Regions from separate parts of the Homo sapiens genome. Here all the other regions are linked to region 3. A link is a loop called in an ENCODE intact Hi-C map of the cell type or tissue named here. Cell type or tissue: Caco-2. All regions are shown on one strand. Links, peaks and the distances in the headings refer to the core of each region. The heading gives the core; the rest is flanking DNA. Region 1 overlaps OBI1-AS1 (OBI1 antisense RNA 1). Region 2 overlaps OBI1-AS1 (OBI1 antisense RNA 1). Region 3 holds the start of POU4F1 (POU class 4 homeobox 1).

The links. Peaks named below come from ENCODE experiments on the same cell type or tissue, not always from the same donor. Only the 100,000 strongest peaks of a DNase experiment are listed, where the experiment ranks them.
Region 1: a loop joins it to region 3, with 2.1 times the contacts of the local background. A loop is called at or near these places in 2 of 110 quality-filtered maps.
Region 2: a loop joins it to region 3, with 2.4 times the contacts of the local background. A loop is called at or near these places in 2 of 110 quality-filtered maps.

What each region holds. Positions count from the first base shown.
Region 1 is chr13:78,314,024-78,320,755 of GRCh38, forward strand. The region is part of intron 3 of OBI1-AS1 (OBI1 antisense RNA 1); the gene reads left to right. Among named protein-coding and RNA genes, the nearest start is that of OBI1-AS1, 260 kb to the left of the region's middle. In Caco-2, for the core only: a CTCF peak has its summit at 3,233; no DNase peak of the experiment used is centred there.
Region 2 is chr13:78,238,513-78,245,244 of GRCh38, forward strand. The region is part of intron 2 of OBI1-AS1 (OBI1 antisense RNA 1); the gene reads left to right. Among named protein-coding and RNA genes, the nearest start is that of OBI1-AS1, 190 kb to the left of the region's middle. In Caco-2, for the core only: a CTCF peak has its summit at 2,974 (motif pointing right); DNase peaks (open chromatin) are centred at 1,409 and 3,009.
Region 3 is chr13:78,602,177-78,608,908 of GRCh38, forward strand. POU4F1 (POU class 4 homeobox 1) reads right to left here and starts at 1,376. Exons shown (of 2, transcript NM_006237.4): 1 at 1,028-1,376; 2 at 1-375. The coding sequence starts at 1,150. It overlaps OBI1-AS1 (OBI1 antisense RNA 1), which reads left to right. Exons shown (of 6, transcript NR_047001.1): 4 at 3,125-3,268; 5 at 4,796-5,034. RefSeq lists a silencer at 1,167-1,326 and enhancers at 4,444-5,305, 5,306-6,165. In Caco-2, for the core only: a CTCF peak has its summit at 3,316; DNase peaks (open chromatin) are centred at 1,455 and 3,305; H3K4me3 peaks cover 1,545 bases.

The sequences.
Region 1 (6,732 bases), core at 949-5,948, 290 kb before region 3:
AGATCAAATACCACATTTAATCACACTAACGGTAATACATTTGATCCATGAGTCAACTATCACTTACAATCCCAAGATTTTTTTCTCTAGACATTTTAGTAAAAAGCATAGGCTCTAGAGAAAAAAAAATTACTCAAATCCCACTTGTGCCATTTCCAAGCTGATACTGGAAAAAATATTAATTTCTCTTAGCATCGGTTTTCTCTTATGTAAATTGTGGATAATATATTTTACTTACATAATTATTCTAATAGCTATATAAGATAGTGTCTGTGAAACACACAACAGTTCCTAGTACGTGGTAGTATTCACTAGTATAGATGACTGGGGATTGGGGTAGTGATAGTAGCAATCATGGTAGTATTTATTTTTATTTGGCTTGTATTTAGAGCTTTCTTCCTTCACCAACCAACAATAATACTTTAAAACAAATTTATCATTTTCATTTTGCATTTCTTTCTTATCTTACAAGATTAGGAGTATCTTGGATTTTTCATTATCCGCTTGACCATTTGGTTTTGCTTACAAAATTAGTCTCCCATATTTGTGGGTTCTGTATCATATTCAACCAGCCATGAATCAAAATATTAAAGAATAATAATAAAACAAAAAGATCCATATAAAAATACAGTATAATAACTACTTCCATCACGTTTACATTGTGTTTGGTATTACAAGTAATCTAGAGATGATTTAAAGTATGTGGGAGGCTATGCATAGGTTATATGCAAATACTGTGCCATTTTATATAAGGGACTTGAGCATCCTCAGATTTTGGTATCCACCAGGGATTCTGGAACCTATTCCCTATGCATACTGAGGAACAACTCTATAGCAATTTTGATACTTCTACAATTCTGAATTTTTAAAACATATATGTAAATATAAATGGATAGTACCAATAATGTGCAGAATGAAAATTATCACTCAAGTTGCCCTCACTAATAGAGTGATCAGTTTTTCTTAGACTGTCCCTATTTACTCCAGTTGCCCTGATGTAATTGCTGATCAAACTCCTTTCACCCTCAAAATGACACAGTTTCTAACAATGACAGATCCTCCTAAATATTTCATTTCTTGCTAGGGGGTCCAGAGTTGCTGACTTGATGAAGCTATAACTATAGTTTTAGTGACAATGTTTTTTAACTGCAGTTTGTTTTATAATTTTACATTTATTGATTACTTGATATGAAGGAAAGCATTCGAATAATAACAAACATCCCTTTCCTAGCAAATCACAGTGAATCCATGAATATTTAAAGTTAGAAACCATGTAAATTAAGGGACTACACAAGGATTCTTCCAAATTCAAGGGAATTCACTGGCAAGGACAGAGTTTATAAAACATGAATTGTACACAGCTTCTTAGATTCAAACCTATTAAGTAAATTAAGATGCACTTCAGTAGGGTTCTGGAACATTCAGCTCCCTGGCTTTGGGTGTGAATGTTTGCTCTGCCCCTTATTAGTTACTGTGTTTGGGGCAAGTTGGGCTTTACTTACTTTTTTTTTTCTTTTTCTTTTTTTTTTTTTTTTTTGTTTGAGATGAAGTCTCACTCTGTCACCCAGGCTGGAGTGCTGTGTCGCGATCTCAGCTCACTGCAACCTCCGCCTTCCAGATTCAAGCGATTCCGTTTCCTCAGCCTCCCTAGTAGCTGGGATTACAGGCGTGCACCACTACGCCTAGCTAATTTTTGTATTTTCAGTAGAGATGGGGTTTCACCATGTTGGCGAGGCTGGTCTCGAAGGCCTTAGCCTCCCAAAGTGCTGGGATTACAGGTGTGGGATTACAGCCACTATGCCCGGCTAGTATTTTTTTAAAAAGTTTATCTACGAATGTAAACAAAAGGAGAAAGTAGGCAATAAATCATCTGAATGAATACAAAATTGCTGATTTACGTATTTTCAACTTTCCAAAGTTCTGTTCTTTTACTTTTAATATGCCATTCCTGCTTAGGTCTGCAACTGACTTAATCTATGTAGATACAAATTAATCTAAAATTTCATATACATAAATTGTATTTAAACATATATGTGTGTTTGTGTGTATGTGTCTACACATATTTGTATGTATAAGTGTATAGACATATATCATCAGACATATTCAAAGTTTCTATCAAGAGTTCTCAAATATCCCTACTTAGCTATCTAGATAGCTGTTATGTTTCAAGTATTCCTAAATTGTATTTAGACAACTGATAATACCATATCTATAATATAAATAAATATATTTATTTATATTCCTCATATATATGTATATATATGAGGAATTATATATAGAAATAAGGTTGGAACAAGATGGATCAGGCACCATCTGTGGGTGATGCTTCTGATACCCCAGTTGTCCTTTGGCCTTTGGCCTTCCAACTTAGGACACTTATGTGTTCCTTTCTCAACAGACTAGTTAAGGATTTAATGTTTAATGTTTAATATACTAATTAATGTTTTGCATTACAATCCAATTCCATAATTTAATTGTCAGGATATTTTAAAATTTATTTTTAAGCTACTTTATTAGAATATAAATATTCTAATAAATCCAACTATTATGTTTTTATTTAAATTTTTTTCTCTAAATCTGTATTATACAACCCTTACAAAGACAGCTGCAGTATTAGAATAAAATATACTTTTTACATAAAAGAATATAAATATCCTTCTTTAACATGATGATGTAAAATTATATATTTGGATACTTGGATTCACGCTGTTCTCTCTTTCTCTAGTAGTCATTGAAATGTATTGCCATTTATTTCATCAGATAAAAGCAGAAAAAATTCAACTTTTAAATCTAAATAAGTTTCTGTCTGATTTTATTTCAGAGAATTATAAGCCGAATTATCCACTGAGATGTTAAGTAACAATTAAAATAACATCTCTAAATAAATGATGTAGAACAAATATTTTAGATCTAGAGGTTAGGTCAGTTACTTAAAAAGCAGAGAGCGTATGCTATGTTGAACAGTGCAATACAAAGAATATTAGTGAATTCAGAAGGACATTATCTATGTGTTAATAACACTCTATATTTATATGTCCACTCCTCTGGGTTTACATGTTTCAGTTTGATTCACTCTGTTTCTCATTTTCTTTCTTGGATCTCCCAAGGATGAATTCTGTAGCAATGCTCCCAGCACAATGCATCATGGTATCCATTCATCTAGCACTTTCCTAGAGTGCATTCCCTAACAATGAACACAAAGTGTCACTGTGACTACATGCTAATAGTCTAAAACTCCAAAAAACTTTGCCCAAATTTGGAATTCATTTACTTGCAAATGGGTGTTCTATTTGAAACTTCTGTGATTCATTTTCTTTAATTTAATTTGGACATGATTTGACTTTTTATTATTCTTATGTTTATTTCCTGGTCATTCATATACTCTAAGGTGGTGCTTATTTATTTTTTTTTTTTTTTTACTTTTGATGACACCAGAAAGACAAAAAGCAAAAGAACATAGGTTCTAAACACTTTAGTTTTCATGTCTGATGACATGTGAATTAATGTGCATTAAAGACAGAAACTAGTCTGGGGTTGATAATGACCTCACTGCACACATTTCGGGACCACAACACACCACATGCTATCATTGCGCTAGAAAAAGATCTTCTGCTCAGAACAGAATAAGAATGCAAATTCTTAAATACATACAAAAGGCAAATGCCTATATCCAGTGACAACGGAATCCTTGAAAACCTATCATCTTTCTCTGTCCTTAAAACACTGTTCTATATAAAATATCTGCTTGCAAGCAGCATCTGCTTCTGAATGTATTTTCCAGTAGTGTTTAAAACATTTGTTTTTGCTTTATTTTTTCTCTATTTTAATATTAATTTTCTCCATGATTTGGATATGTAAATTTCTAAAGTAAATTATCTCCAAATAGTTGGTATCATTTCAGACCCACAAGCAAGTATTCTCTTCCGAAACTTACTACAGGTGTCCAGCTCATTGAACCAATTATTTTGACCATGGATTAGTGTTTTCTGAAAAACATAAAGGCTAATTATAATATCTGTATTTATGTAGAAAAACTACAAAGAAAACACTGGGGCTTATATTTTAAGCTACTTTATGTGCTGTAACACAAGCCATGCTTGAAGCAATATTTAAACCTGTTCTTGCCTTATTTCTTCATTTATTTATCTGTGACAGTTTTCTTTATACCAATCCCTTTAGACAGTTTTCTCCAGCCTATCACTATCATTTTCTAAATTTATTATTTCCTATGATTGTTTTAATACAGTGTTTTATGGATTCCTATTGAGGTATTAGGTAACAGAAGATATGATCATGTGTTTAATTCATCTTCATCTGCTAGTCAGCATGTGATTTTGTAGAAAAGATACTAATTAATAAACATCTGATGAGACCTCCCCCATCTCTACCTTTGTACCTGTGGGTAAACTATTTAACCTTGACTTATTTATTTTTTGAAAAAATGTTCATCTGCAAGGAACAGTGTAAAAATTAGTGACAACAATAAACCTGTTTTAAAAAGTAACAGTTATTACCACCAAATGTTAAATGCTAAAATATCATTTGTAATGAAATAAGCAGGTAATTTTCAGCATAGCATGTCAGAGAAGCTCTTTTTCTTTCCTATGAATAGTTTAAAATATATACCTGGAGCTTAGTTTGACTTTTCAGGAACCATGTGTGATTTTTTTAGAATGTACTTAAATTTTCAGAGGATTTATAGAAACTCAGTGGCTACTGTTTTAGGTGTGAATTTCTGATGTCTGGGTATATGGTAAATAGAATGTCATAAGAATTTAGATACCTTATTTGGAAGACTGGAATTTTGATTTTTGAGAAGGATGATATATAACTTCATTCCTTTATTCTATAAATATTCATTAACTATTTTTATGTACAAATGTTGTGCTAAGGCCTACAAGCACAAAAACTCAACTTAAGTGCTCTCATAAGCTTATAGATCTGCAAGAAGAAACAAATACATAAGAAAACGCTATAGGTACTGTTGCAGAATCTACAGTAGGACGGTGGGGATATGAGTGTGTGGTTGCCTCCAACATAGCGTAAATGCTTCCTCAGATTCTCTCAACCTCATTTATCTCCTAGACCTTGGACAGTTGCCCAACATAGCTGACATCAAGGTCACAGACTATCTGTGGGTTTATAGATCCTGGTGACAGATAGTTTACTGCAAGCCTGGTCCACAGGCTTTGGCTCTTCCAAACAATTTTGGACTAGACAAAGCCCCACACCACTTCCAAAGGGGGCCAAGTGATACAACAATAAAACTCAGGGAAGTAGACAGCTCATGAGGCAAACAGACCAATGGGAGACAGGCCTAGAATAATACACTAGATAAATTCCTTGTAGAGGACTGTTCTGAGTGGTGGCTTTTCCACGCATCCTGTCTGGAAACCTCCTGAAGCATTGTCTGGCCAGCACCATAACACATCACCTTGCATTTGCTTCCATCCCTCTCTGATTCATTTCCTTTTCCCTCACCTTTGCCTAGAAATGTCATTTCCCTATAAAGGATTGGCAATGTAGTCTTGCCTCACTCTCTGCTATTTAGGATAGGCTAAAACAGTGGTTAATTTGATTTGCATGGGTAAGGACAGGGGTAGATTAGGAGGTGGAAGGTATTGATCAACAAAGATTGCAAAAGGATGTGAAGGCTACTTAAAATATGCAAAGAACTTTTTTAAATACTTATCTAAGCTCTCAGAAGTCTTTTACCCATTATAAGTTACAACTTTGATCAGGAGAGACAGAAAAATCTAAAAGTGAGAAAATAGTTTAAGTCCATTAGTTTATCACCCCAGAGATACTACTACTCCACCCTGAGCTTAATTACATGTAACATTTTCCCCTGGAAGCATATTCAGTGATCTCCAATCCTTTCACCATATGACTTATTACATTTTGAGAGTATTATCAATGTCTATCTTTCATCAAATTCTGCAACTTAATTTTTAATCTGGGTTTTGCGCTAGCCCAGCATTCAGAGACTACTAACACAGTTTAATAATTGTGGAAATACAACACATAAATTTACAAAAATGTCTATATTTCTGACCCTTCTGGCCCTTCAACTTCAAGCTTTACCTCTTCTAATATATTCTAAATACTGCTGACCAATGAGTTTTCCAATCTCCTCATCTGACTTCTCTCATTTTCTTCAAAATTTTCCCTAAACTTCTTGCTCTTTATAGTAAATACAAATCATTCACATGAAGTTTGAAGTTTCTTTCCCGCACCCTTCCTTGTATGTTTCAAGTATTATGTCTGTTTGCATTGCTTCAGTGCCCTATTGATTCTGGAGCCAGCTCGCTGTTTTATGCTATTAAGGCATTTCCTTCACTTCAGTCAACAACCCATCCTTCCTTAAGCAGTAAGACACAACAAGAACGAAAGTACTTTCACCCCTTTATAAGCTTCCCTACATCAAAACCAGCACAAATAAAATGTCTAGTTCCCCAAAGGGAACATGGCAATTGCCTCACCTCCAACATTCTTTTAAGAATACACCCATTCCACATGAGAGAAATGTGTTTGGCTCCAAACCGGAATTCAGAGTCTGTACTGGTGAAGTACAAAGTTGTCCTATTTCTGGACAAAATAAATTCATTGATCAAAGCAGCAATTCACTCTGTTCTTCCAAATATGGTTCTCGTTTCCATTTAGAGTAGCCATAACATTTATTATTTTATTGTAAAATGTTATTACTTTTCATTCTTAAACATGTAAGCCAGT
Region 2 (6,732 bases), core at 705-5,704, 360 kb before region 3:
CATACCTGTCAATCAGCTCCAGCAATGAGCAAATCAGGTAGCCCATAGGGGAACCTGGGCCCAAAGAAAAAAAAAATCCAAGGTGATCTAAGGTGGATGAAACACTTATGCATTTATTTTTTAAGGCAATATTCTTGAAAAAAACATATGGTATAAAAACAGGTAATTTGGATGTCTTAACAAATATAGCTTTTCATCTTTGAATAATTTTATTTTTCATACACTTGAGGGATATTGTTTAATTTTAGTCCTTTTTGTATTTTCTTCAAATTATCAGGCTAGGCTAAAGTACTTCCAACTACTAAATAATACTCAGTGGCAAATTTACTCTAAATTTACTTTTTAATTTTTAATTTGCTTGGCATGTATTATTTCTGGGAATATTCTTACATATGTGAAAGCAGCAAATATTTAAAGTTTAGAAAAATTTTAAAATTCAAGATTGCTAAAAGATACTTAGAAATACCAAAGTTATAGTTATGAATTTCAACACTAGATTCATGGATTTGGTCATAAGCAAAAGGCAAACTGATATTTCAAGAACAAAACCTCCAGGATGTTGAGTAACACTCTCCCTTTCAGGTAGAATTTCTGTGGTTTTCTCCTGGTGCTTATATTTCAGCTTGCAAGATAAACCCTCTGTGAATGATGACACAAGGAAAATCCTGCTTGCTTAATAATGAAGCTTCCAGAACTGATGTTTCTTTGGGGGGTAATATCCAGTTATTGTGTCTGCAGAATCCTGGGACGGGGAAGATGCTTAGTAATCGTTATCATGATGATCACTCTGTATGGTTGCTGAAAGAGAGGGGCCTACATTAGACCTCCTACGCAGCACAGCAGTACTAGCTGGCAAAAAGTATTTTCCAATGGGTAAAATATTTGATTTAGTTTATGCATGGCGTTATGAAGCTAACTTTTGCACATGGTGCACAATGCAATTAATATTTTGACCCTAATCATGAAAAAATGGGAAGTTGGCACCAAATTCACTTTCTAAGTTAATTGTAAAGTTGGGGCCTTGGGATCCTTCTTGGAAAGTGTGGTCCCTGCCAGGCGCTTTCCTTTGCATTAAATCTGTGACTGCACTAACATTCATTAAAAGGGGGGAAATAACCCAATCAACAAGTTTGCTTAAACGGACGACCTTTCTTTGTTAAAACTTGTACACAAAAGAGATGTTGTATGGGAAGTAAGGACTAAGAAAAAAACATTGTAGCAATTTGCTGAACATGGAGACTTATTGAGGATGCAGTCCTGAATAATACACACTAGCTTTGCTCTTCCTCTTTAGTCTGTGTGGAGAAGCTATGAATCATTCATGGTCTCCCAGCTGAGAAGGGCTTCAAAGGGGATGGTTCTGATTGGATGTCCTGTGTGAATTGCCATGCTGCAGAATCTGCTACACCCCTAGCACTGGAGGGTGGAGGAAGCACTTTCATCTGGGCCTCCAAAGTGTTTAGGGTCACAGTTCACCAGGAGATAACGATGTAGATGTACATTCAGAATTAGCTGCAGAGATACCTGTGTAGTGCGGTGTGGAAAAGTGAGCCAGTTAGATCCCCAGTGGATGCTGTGAATCAATTACTGTATTCTGAATACAAGGTTGGCTGCAGGGGATAAACAGATGTCAGAGAATTTTTCCCTAATAAGACCCTGGTAATAGAAAAGCACTGTCAGCTTCATTTTGCATTAAAAATCTCATTTCCTCTTTATATGACCAATTTTATTAGGTCCCTAAACAAAGATATTTTGTGTAACTGTTAGCAGCATAATGTGAATGGTGTCACTAAATTTCATATTTTCAGGTTTAGTCACAAAAATCAAGAGGGAAAATATGAGTCTATCTAAAGTCCCAACTTGAGGAGGTCTAATCAAAAGGGCTCTATGTGAGTCTGTTCACATGCTGATTGGTAATGCTTGATTTTCATTTTAAATCAGAAATATCAAAATTCTTAAAGAATATAATCCTCAGAGTGTAAATTAAAGCTAAATTTTAAATTTCTCTGCACTTTTTCATTTTCTTTCATGGGTGACACTTCCATAAAATTGCCCTAACTAAAGCTCAAACACCATTTATCTTTTCTGGGTAATTTCTTTTTTGAAGCCTTATGCTGGGAGATACCTCTGACATGCTAAATTTCCTAACCCAAACATCAATCTTTTAAAAAAGGAAATTGACACTCGAATCCTTCCCTCTATACCCTTTGGAGGCCCAAATTGAAGTAGAAACATCATTTTGAGCTTTCTGCTAATATCCAATTAACCTCTCCCTTCATCTGCAACTCTCCTAAAAGAGAGAGAATCTCCTTCAGGCTGTCAAGTAGTATATTTTCTGCATACAGCTCCAAGTGGAGAAGGCAGAAGCAGAGAAGGTGATGTGAGTTCACTTTACAGTGTCTCCTATTGATTTGCTGAGAAAATATAATTTTAAGATTCACTAGACTCCGATCCTCCAAATGTAAAAACCTTTGTTTCAAACATCTAAAAGTGAAGACAGGTCAAGGAAGAGCTATTTCTTTATGATCAGAAGAAGACAAAAATAACGAAACTTACATGGTGAAATTATTCAAATGACATAGACAAATAAATTCATATAAGTTGGAAATTTATAATGACAAAGTTAGAGCTCCAGGGATGAAAAGACGTTAAAATTCCCAAACATGCACGCGCACACACACACACGCACGCACACACACATACACACGCACACACACACAAACACATTAATGCATACATATATGTGTTTATAAATAAAATTGTAAAGCTTAAATATGTTGACTGATCTGATGTTATTAATTTTGTTATTGTCTATTTATGTGTGACTATTATGCATTCTCTGGAGCTATACTAATTGTGTTGGCAGAACTCTACAGATCATGGGGCTAAAGTCGAAAGGAATGCTACTTTTGCAATACACAGTTGGTCAGCTCATTCCCCAAAAGAAATTTTAGTATATAACAGACTTTGACAAAGCTGCAGCAGGTGGCGCTCTTCCCCTGGCATGGGTGCTGGCTGGAGCAATTCCCTCCGGGTGGGTTCCCCTGTTGGATGTACTAAATTAGGGTGATGCGTTAGGGCAAAAAACAAACAAACAAACAAAAACCTTGAGATTGTAATTGTTCAAGAATGATGTCCTGTCAGTATCACAATCTGCATAATCCAATTCCTCTTTCCAGTATTCTTTTTTCAATTTCATTTTAATTTGGCATTCCTCATTTATTAGACTAAATTTTGGGTAACAAGTTGCTGGTACACTTGAGTACCTCCTATGTTTCTATCCAGAAGTGGATACATTTCTATCATTCCTTCAATCACTTTTGCACAGATACCATTCCAGAGGGTTTCTTTCAAACAAAATGAATGGCATTATTTATTGACCATAGGTGCATGCCAATTAATAATAGATAGATTAAGCAAGGTGAAAAGTAAATCTTCAAGACTATTGACAGATTGAGTATTAAGTAAAGCATTCCTGGAAGATGAGAATTTAAGTGGCATTAGTCCATAGGTAATAATATTTCTGTAGAGGTTTAAGTTAATTATTCATATTTATCACAATTCTAAAAAGCTGCTTTAAAAAGTGAACCCCAAATCAAAAGTATGTCCCCTTACTACAAACCCCATTATTCTGTTACTACAACACTCTCTGTTTATTGTTAAGAGATGAATATATGTACTTATCATGTTGAGGCATAAGGTTTTTATGGATAATTAATATCGTAGCTATTAAAAGAACTGATGATAAAAAATTAATAATAAATTAGCTAGCTACTTTGATTTTTATTTGAGGCCTCCTCATCTATTTTTTTATGTAAAGCACAGGTTGCCTTGCCATCTTGAAGAAAACCCCGAAGAATATGGAAAACAAGTTTTCTTATTCAATTTCCAAAGTAGAAAATAGGAAAACTAGTCACTGAGACAGAATGAACTTCGATACAAATATTAAAGTAGGAGTTCACAAGGGCAAAGTAGCAATTTTTCAGTTTGGAGACTGAAGGTCTATGAAAGAGTGTGCCTACAAACAAGAGCTCTGATTTGACTTTGTTTGCTTTCTCCATGTCTGGGAAATAACTCTAATATAAATGGAATTTCTTGATTGTCCACGAATAGCATTAACAAAATTAATGTTTGATTTACTACTATTTATAGGTCACTAAAATCTCAATTGCACGTTAGATGAGGAAAGTTCAGATTTTATTTATTTGTCCTAGATAAGGGCCTACTAATTTTCCTCATTATTTCTTCCCACAAAACAGACATTTCCTATGGTAACATTTTTTGACTAGAAAATTTGAATATTTTCATGGATAGTTAAATTCAAGGTGTTGAAAGTGTGGTAGGTTCTCTTAAGTGGTTTGAAAATAAAAGATGACATAGATGAACATACGTGATATTGAAATATACAGCCTAACCAAAGTTTTAAAAAATCTTTCAATCACTTATCTTGATGTGTTCGTCAGGCAGAGAGATCATGATCTGCATAGTACCTATTAAATAGAAAGGACCACGAGGTTTAAGTGTCCCAGAGCAGAGAGATCATGCCTCATTAATTCAGTGTAGCAACATCTTTAGCACACAGTTCATGCTTAATAAACAAATAAAGAATTGAGTCAAAACCACTTACATGAGGAATGGAGTTTATTTCTTAATGGTATTGATACATAACAGTTGTACACTTAGGAGGGATACAGGTGATATTTTGATACATGAAGACAATATGTATTGATGAAATCAAAAATAGAGATATCTATCACCTCAAAAATGTATCTTTTCTTTGTGTTGAGAACGTTACAATTCTTCTAGCTATTTTTAAATAAGATTCTTTAATTCTAATTAGATAGCAGTGTATGGTGAGCATTTAACAGTTTTGGGGGGAATGTTGTAAAAAGTCAAAGTTTTAATATTTTAGTCTAAAATAGGGAGAACGATAATTAAACAAATGAATGTTTTAATGATTTAAAGTTTGAAGAAAGATAATTAAATAAGTAAATGTGGTATGATGGTTAAGTGCCACCTAATCTGGTTATTGGTGTCAAGTATGGCCTCTCCGGGGTGATGGCATCTAATCTGAGCCTAGATCTGAGGATCTTGTAGAAGTCAGTGGATAACATGAGGGTTCATGGTGCAGGACAGTGATGGATGATCAGGCAGAAGGAAGAATATGTACCAGGAAGCACATAATTCAATGACTTGTCATTAAGTAAGGCCACTGGACAAAATTAAAAATGTCAGCTGATATTTTTCATAAATCTGAAGGTAATTATGAAGACACAGATGGGGAGAGAAAGAGCTTCTGAATTAAAACTATGATTGGATAAATAGAAATGATACAGAAATGGTCCATAATTTTACAGGAAGTTTGTTTTATATGTACTTTCAGTTATTCAGACATGATAATAGCCAGAAAACAAAAACAATTTGCCAGAATCAAATTATGGTATTTAAAAGGACACAACAAATGATAGTTTTATAGCATTAAATATCAATAAACAATAAACAATCTTCTCTAAAATGTGGAAGATAAAAAGTGCTACCACAACAACATGAAAATCATTGAAGATCAAATTATAGGTTTATAATGTTATGGTGGTATCCAATTTTCTTTATGGTCTTAACTTGTTCATGAATACCCAAGGAAATGTAAGTCATCTATTACGAATAGGAAGAAAAGCATTCTCTTGCTCCTCTGTTTTTCTTGTGTTCAAAGAGACAGCTAAGATGTCAAATTCATATAATTTGTATAATTCTTCTTTTATCATTATTGTAAATTTGGTAATAGAAAATAAACACAGAGATAATCCATACATTTTAAGGTTATTTGGCTGACAGTGGGGTCTCACACAATCTCTAGTGGGGGAATGATACAGTCACACATCTGTCATCTCAACATTGGCCCTCAGTTGCCCACTAACATGGATTTAGCTGTTCCTCAGTAGAGTTTTGTCAAAGGAAAGCTACAATCAACACTACTTAAATAAGAGGCCTACTGAAAGAATCTGGTGAGACTGTTAAAAGAGTAATATGACACAATTTTATATTGTTTGATTCTGTTCTATTTGTGGTATTAAGGAAATGGATGTCAATTTACTGTTCATTGGCAGGACCAGCTACATAATTTTGGGGGCTCAGGGCAAAATGTAAATCAAAGGTTGCTTATTCAAACATTCCTAAGACTCAAGACTGTAATAGCAGGGCAATAAGCCAAGAGTGGGGTTATATACGGCTGCATAGGCTTGTATGTGCAGGAAGCCTACCCTGATTCCTGGTATGGTACATCGGTACAAACCATACTTGGTTAATGATAATGAGATGTTGGCATAAACATTCACTCTGAGAAGGAAGCCCCTGAGAAGTCTACCCCTGAAAGAGCAGCATGCCACTGTTGGGACTTCCCCATTAGACTAAGAGGTCATCCATCAGTTTCTCTGTACTATAAGGAAGAAGATGGAGGCAAAGGTGAGTAGAGAGCACAAGATTAGGCAGCAGGTATCAAAGTAGGGTTTGTTTCTTTACATTAAAAGATAACTAGTAAACTGAATGAATATCAAGCAAAGAAAAATTCTGCCTTCAATATAATACGCTGATTTTTATAAAAAAGTATACTTTTGATTTTCCAAACATCCCTCTGCACACAACTCCATGTGTTAGAAGAGAATTATCAGCCATGAGTATAAAGTATACAATAAGAACAATTCCCAGTTGTCTGATTGCAAGCAAAAGATTTATTTG
Region 3 (6,732 bases), core at 803-5,802:
GCCTCCCCCGGGGCCGCCGCCCGGGCCGCCGCCGCCGCCCGGGCCGCCACCGCCCCCCGGGCCGTCGTGGGCGCCGCCGCCGCCGGCCGCCGCGCCCGCGCCGCCCGCGCCGGCCATGAGCGCGAGCGACGGCGAGGAGATGTGGTCCAGCAGATCGCCGGGTTCGAGCGCCTGGTGGTGGTGGTGGTGGTGGTGGTGGTGCGCCAGAGGCACCGTGGAAGTGGACGTGCACGGCACGCTGTTCATCGTGTGGTACGTGGCGTCCGGCTTGAAAGGATGGCTCTTGCCCTGGGACACGGCGATGTCCACGGCCGCCAGCGCCTCGGCCCGCGCCAGCAGCGTCTCGTCCAGGCTGGCGAAGAGGTTGCTCTGCAGCTGCAGGCGACACAAACCAAACCAAAAAAACCACAAAACCAAAAGAGCAAAACAAAACAACAGAAGAAACACACACACAGGCCGGAAAGCACAGCATGCGAAGGGCAAACACAAAGCAACCAAAATAACAACGGGTTTGGGGGCAGTGGAGAGCGGGAAAGACGGAGAGGGGGCACATTGACGACCAGGGAGGGGGCAGACGAGAAGGGATGGGAGCGTGGAGAGGGGGACAGAAGTAGGGAGAAAGGGGGACACAAGAACACATTCCGGAAACGGGCGTGGGAGACGAAAAAGAGGGAAAAGAAGAAATGGAAATGTAACTCGCAGCTGGGGACCCGTGTCACACACCCGAGCACGCACAGAGACTGCCTTTCTGAGGCGTGAAATTAACAGAGAAAGTAGAGGGAAGTCGAGAGTCCTGGCCCCAGCGCTCCCTACTCCGATCGCAGGCGCCTGACGCGGAGGCAGAGGCAGACAGGAACACGACATTAAGGGCCGCCGGACAAAACGTGCCTCGCTGCGGGACTGCTCTACACCCCCTGCCCGCAGTTCCCCGCACCGGGACCTGCACACACCAGCCCCCGACATGCAGCGTTTCGGAGACGGGGAGGGGCGGGCGCGCGGGCCGGGGCCGCGGGCGTGGGGCGCTTACCGGCGGCGTGGGCAGGCAGGCCCGCCGGATGGCCTCGGAGCTGGAGTGCAGCGACGGGTACTTGTGCTCAGGGAGGGTGGGATGCATGGCAAAGTGAGGCTGCTTGCTGTTCATGGACATCATCGTGGCGGCTTGGCATGTATATCCACAAACACTCCGAAAGTCCGCGGGAAAGTGCGTACGCCGGCTCACCCGGCCTCCCTTCGGAGGCTGCAGCCGCGGCGGTCGCGGCGGCTGGCGGCGGCCCCGCCGCGGGCTGCTGCTGCTGCTCCTGCTGCTGCCAGGCGCTCCCTCTGACCGCGCAGAGCGCCGCGCGCCGGCCTCGCGGTCCCGCTTCTCCGACAGCTCTAGCCCCGCGCGCCGACGGGATGCACTCCTCTAACACCTGAGCCCCACTTCTCGCGGCCGTCCCGGGGAGCTCTCGCGAGAGCTCGCGGCCCCACCGCGCTGACAGGCATCAGCTGTCTCCGTCTGTCTGACGCGCGCTCTCCTTCTCGGCGGCCCCGTGCGTCTGCGCGCGCGCGCGCTCGTCCGGCCGCGACCAGCGCGTGGGAGCCGCTCTTATAGTGACCACCAGCAAGGACAGCGCAGGTGATGCACCTGTAGCTACCCGGGCATGCGCACTGCCCGCCTCACCTTTCCCACCGTGGTCTGGAAAGATCAGAAGGTCCAGCTATTGTCTAAGGGTGGGCACCTTTTAGAATAAAAAAGACGAGATGCGCGCACGCCCCTCTATGTGTGTGTGTGTGTGTGTGTGTGCGTGCGTGTGTGTGTATGTGTGTATGTTTCTTCTCCCTGATAGCAAGCCTTGAATATATGAGCATTACTTAGGCATTCCTCCTCTTCGGGATGCCTAACAAGCTGTTGTATAATGTATACAGCTGGACATTTCTACGTTAAATTATGCCCGCGCATTCCTCTGTATACAGTATAAATAACAACACAGAAATGCAGAAGGTGCTGTCTTTTGCTGCAAGAACCTGTTTCTTTAAAGGTTTATAAATAGGTTCCTGGAGAATAATCGCGGTGACAGACATTTGTTTGAAGCAGTCAGACGCTATTGATTTCCATATAATTTAATTTCCTCCGCATACTTTTTTGTTGTTGTTGTGAATATAACTGTGTCAGGCACCGCCAGTGACAGCCACTTAGGAGCCACAAGGAGCGTGTGCTTTCTACTCGGGAAAAGCTGTTGAAATGAAATTGTGCATTTCTCTTATTGTTTGTCTCCTTCAACCGTGTACAAACCCACGTTTCAAACGAGCTCCGGGTGATCTAAGGCTTCTAGTAATCAAAAGGAAAAAACAGTTAACAGGGTGTAGTTGGGATCCTTCCTCCCCTCAGCGTACACACACACACACACACACACACACACACACACACACTTTATGCTGGGAACTCCAGGAAAACTGCTTCAGAGAAAAGGGAATAAGATGTTGAAAAGAGAACTTTCTTTTCCCTTCCATCTTTTTGGCTTTTTGCCTCATATCTCTGCCTGCTTATATATATTTTTTTCAATAGGAGACAGATCAAACTAACTTACAGGAAAGCTTGATTCAAAAATATTAAATCAAGCCAATTTGAAAGAACGGGGACAAGCTCTGGTCCAGTTTTTAAATTTTTAAAAAATTATTGTGAAATTAAGACCTAAAAAGAATAAATCAATTAGCCAACCTGTTATATGGCCCTTATGTGGTAGCAGATCAAGAGCCTCCCAGGGGAGCCACAGTTCAGGTGCCAAAGTCCCCAGGGAAGGAGCACTTGCTCGCGGTGATAATAACCTAACAGCCCAGATGTTATCACATCTGCGGTAAGAGAGCTGGAGAGCAGCAAGGGGCTGCTTATGGAAAGCAGAAATCAGATAATCTTTCTGTTCTCTCCCACACCAAGGAAGTCTGTATTTCCACCAAAGAGCAGATCTCATTTCTATAAACCTAAATTTGCGTTCCCGTGGATTTTATCTTTCCTCTGCACAAATGCATGTGTGTTTAGCATACCCACTCACCTACTCAGATTCCAAGAAGAGCCCACAGGCGTCACCATGGCTTTTTCTTTCTTTCTTTTCATGTTCCCCCCCACCCCCTCCCTTCCTTCTAGCTCCAGAGGGAAGTGAGAAGGATGTTCACTTGCTGGTGAGAGAAGGAGCTGGTTCCATCCATTACGCAGTCCCCTGGGAGCGCTAAATGCAACTTTATCTCAACGGGGAGTGGACGATGAGCAGGACGTCGCTAGAGGGAAAGAGTGAGTCCTACGGTAGTCATCACACCGGGAGTCCGGGCTTAACCTAGTCCTTCCTGACACCCCTGGTGGCCGTTCCCTGCGCTCTCTCTTGACGGGAAAGAAAAGGCCCCCACAGAGGGTGAGGGCCTGGAACCTGCCCCTCCCCTCTCAAGGAAGCGCTGGTCTTTAGGGACCCTGAAGGGTACAGGAGCAACAGAAAGGTAAACAGTACAGGTTTGCGGCCGGGTGGGGCCTCTGAGAGCCAGGTGAGCTCCTGAGTACCCAAAAGGCACCTCGGTTCACCCTCCAACCCTGGGAGGCTTCCATTAAACCCAGCGGAGAGATGCCACCTTAGCCTGAAGTTAGGAGTTAGTCCCACCAAGATTTCCTTCCCTGTTCACCTCTCTTTCGACAACAGGAATACCCCACCTTGGGGTGAGGCCAGATCTTTGCTTGGGGTATTGGGTGTTTTGATGGGACCAGAAACATGAGGGCTATGGGTACAATCCTCCCTCCCCCTCCCACCATGGATAGGAAGCCCATCTAGGATACATCCATCTTCACTATAGCACTTAGTGCAGAGTTTGTCACAGGAAAAGTACCCCACCAAAAAACACGTGTGTAGGAAGGAAGAGAGGCCAGTTTCGGGTAGCCTGGGGGAGGGGTGGTGGCCTAGGGGCTGTTCAACAATCCAGGGCTGGTTGGAGATTGCAGGAAGATCCCTGGGTGGGGGGATGGGGGGGTCTACATTCTCCTTAAAAAGGAGGGGTGTGTTTTCCCCAGGCAGAGCTGTAAATTTTTATTCCAGCCTGTTCTTTTTCAGGAGCCAATTATTTCACTCCGCCCTCATTAACTTGCTACCTTATCTTCCTTCCTCAAATTCTTGCTGAGCGGTAGTCTGGCCCAGTACAAGACACTGGAGATAAAATGAGGTATACAATATGAGTACCTGCCCTGCAGGAGGTGACAGTGTATGTGCGTGGGGAAGCCACGGATAAAAGGCATCTATGACACAGGTATAACAGGTGTGATGAGAGGGATGTGTATAGAAATATGGAGCGGGTGATGCTTGGACAGTTATCATGCCTCATCCTCGTTGGTTCTCAGCCCAGGCTAAAGAATAGGGCATGCTGGCACATCTGCAGGCAGTTCCCTGGACCATATCAAGCCTCTCCCTACTTTCCTCCTGATGCGTAAAAGGAAAAGGTGGTGGGCTTGGGCTCAGCTCACCCATATGTCACTGTTTTGTTTTCCTGGTTTGGCAACTGCTGTAACTCGTTGGCCCCTGCCTGTGCTAATGATACCCACATGGGGTCTGAGCCTTGGCATAGATTCCTGGGCAATTTTTTTTCCTTCTTATTTAATGACCAACACAGATCTCCTCCTCCTCCTCATCTCATAGCTTTGCATTTTATCAAGAGAAGGATAATGAATGCACAACTATTGATTTCCAAGGAATTTCCGCCCCCAGGGACAGGGAGTCTATCATGTGGATCAGAGACACATTTCTTTCCCTCATTAATTAATTTTCTCCTCCTCCTTTGGCAGGCCTCACTTCCCGTTTCCTTTGGCAGCGCCCTTTTCCCGACCTAAGGGAGCAGACCTTCGTTGGTTGGCGTGAGGACTGGCGGGAGAGGTTTTGTGCCAGGATCCGCACTGTCTGGGGTGAACGCTCCTCACCTTTGACCTGAACCGCCAACTTCCCATCCTCCACTTTTGGAGAGCGCGCCTGATAGCTGCTGCCCACCTGGGCACTGACATCCTCCTTCCGACCGGGTGCGGAGAAAGTTAGTATTTGACTCCGCAGCCACTACTCGCCCCACCTTCTCACCTCCGAGGGGTTGAACCCGAGTTGTCTGTTGGGGTTTAGGGACTCAGGATCGGGTCTGAGGGACTTCGACATAAGTGCGTGGCGGTAGTGGGTATACAGGGGAGGGGGGCCGGGCCCCTCGCTCCTTCTGGAAACCGGGCCCCACTTGCAGGCCCGGCCACCTTGGGTTCTGGTGGCCGAAGCCGGAGCTGTGTTTCTCGCAGACTCGGGGAGCTACATTGTGCGTAGGCAATTGTTTAGTTTGAAAGGAGGCACATTTCACCACGCAGCCAGCGCCCTGCATGCAGGAGAAGCCCCCAGGGCCCAGGGTCGGCTGGCTTTAGAGGCCACTTAGGTTGTTTTAAGCACATGTGAAAGGGCAGACAGCAGGGGAGCAGGATATGGGTAAGATCTTCGGGTCTCAGAACAGGGGCTGCCCTTGGGCTGTCCCGGCGCCCTGGGCTCTGACACTGAAGGGTGGAATGGAGGAAGGAATGGAGAAAGGACGGTGGAACTTTCGCTTCCCCTCTGGGCCGCCTTCCCAGGGTCATGCCTGAGCTGCTTTGATCCCAGTGTCGCGCATCTTGGTCCGCTACCTCCCAGGCGATAGCTACTGGGCTCCTCGCTGGCCTCACTGGGGGCCATCCCGGGCAGTGGCCTGCCCTCCGAGGCCCGCGGGACCCAGCCCAGAGCTGAGGTTGGAGTTCTCCGGGCCACGTTCCGGGTCGCTTAGGCTCGGAGATTTCCCGGAGACCGTCGTCCTCCCTTTCTGCTTGGCACTGCGGAGCTCCCTCGGCCTCTCTCCTCCTCTGGTCCCTAAGGCCCGGAGTGGTTGGCGGTACTGGGGCCCGTCGTCATCTCTGCTTCTAAGGCATTCAGACTGGGCTCCAGCTGGGACCGGCAGAGGAGGTTCTCAAGGAAACTGGTGGGAAATATAGTTTTCTTTCGTCTGGTCGTTTAATTTAAATGCAACTTCCCTTGGGGACATTTTCCTGGACGTTAACCAGACCACCTTGAGATGTCGTTGATGACCTAGAGACCCAGATGATGCGTCCCAGGAAAGTTCACTGCTGACTATTGTCACTCTTGGCGTTATATCTATAGATATAGACCTATGTACATATCTCCACCCTGATCTCTCCGTGGACATGAAACCCACCTACCTTGTGAAAGCCCTACGGGTGACACATGACTACTACGTCTCTGTCCCAACAGGGGCTGGGCCTCCCCTGCCTAATAGTTGCCAGGAGTTTCGCAGCCCAAGTGAATAATGTCTTATGGCTGAACGTGGCCAAGGACTCCTGTGATTTAGGTCCCAGGAGGAGCAGAGACGTCCCCGCCCCGCCTGGGCCCTGCCGCATTCAAAGCTGGAAGAAGGCGCTGATCAGAGAAGGGGCTTCCAGGTCCTGGGTTAGAACAACAACAAACAAACGAAACTCCACAACAGACACGCCTGCCCATGACCCCACGCAAGGACATAGGAAGTTCTGTCGCCTTCCTGCTCCGCGGATAGCCGCCTGCCGTCTGCTGCCACCAGAACGCACGGACGCTCGGGGTGGAGGTAGTCAATGGGCAGCAGGGGACCCCCAGCCCCCACAAGCGCGGCTCCGAGGACCTGGAAGCGGGTGCCTGTCGCTCTCCGCAGGCTCCGCTCTGCCTCCAGGAGCAAGATCCC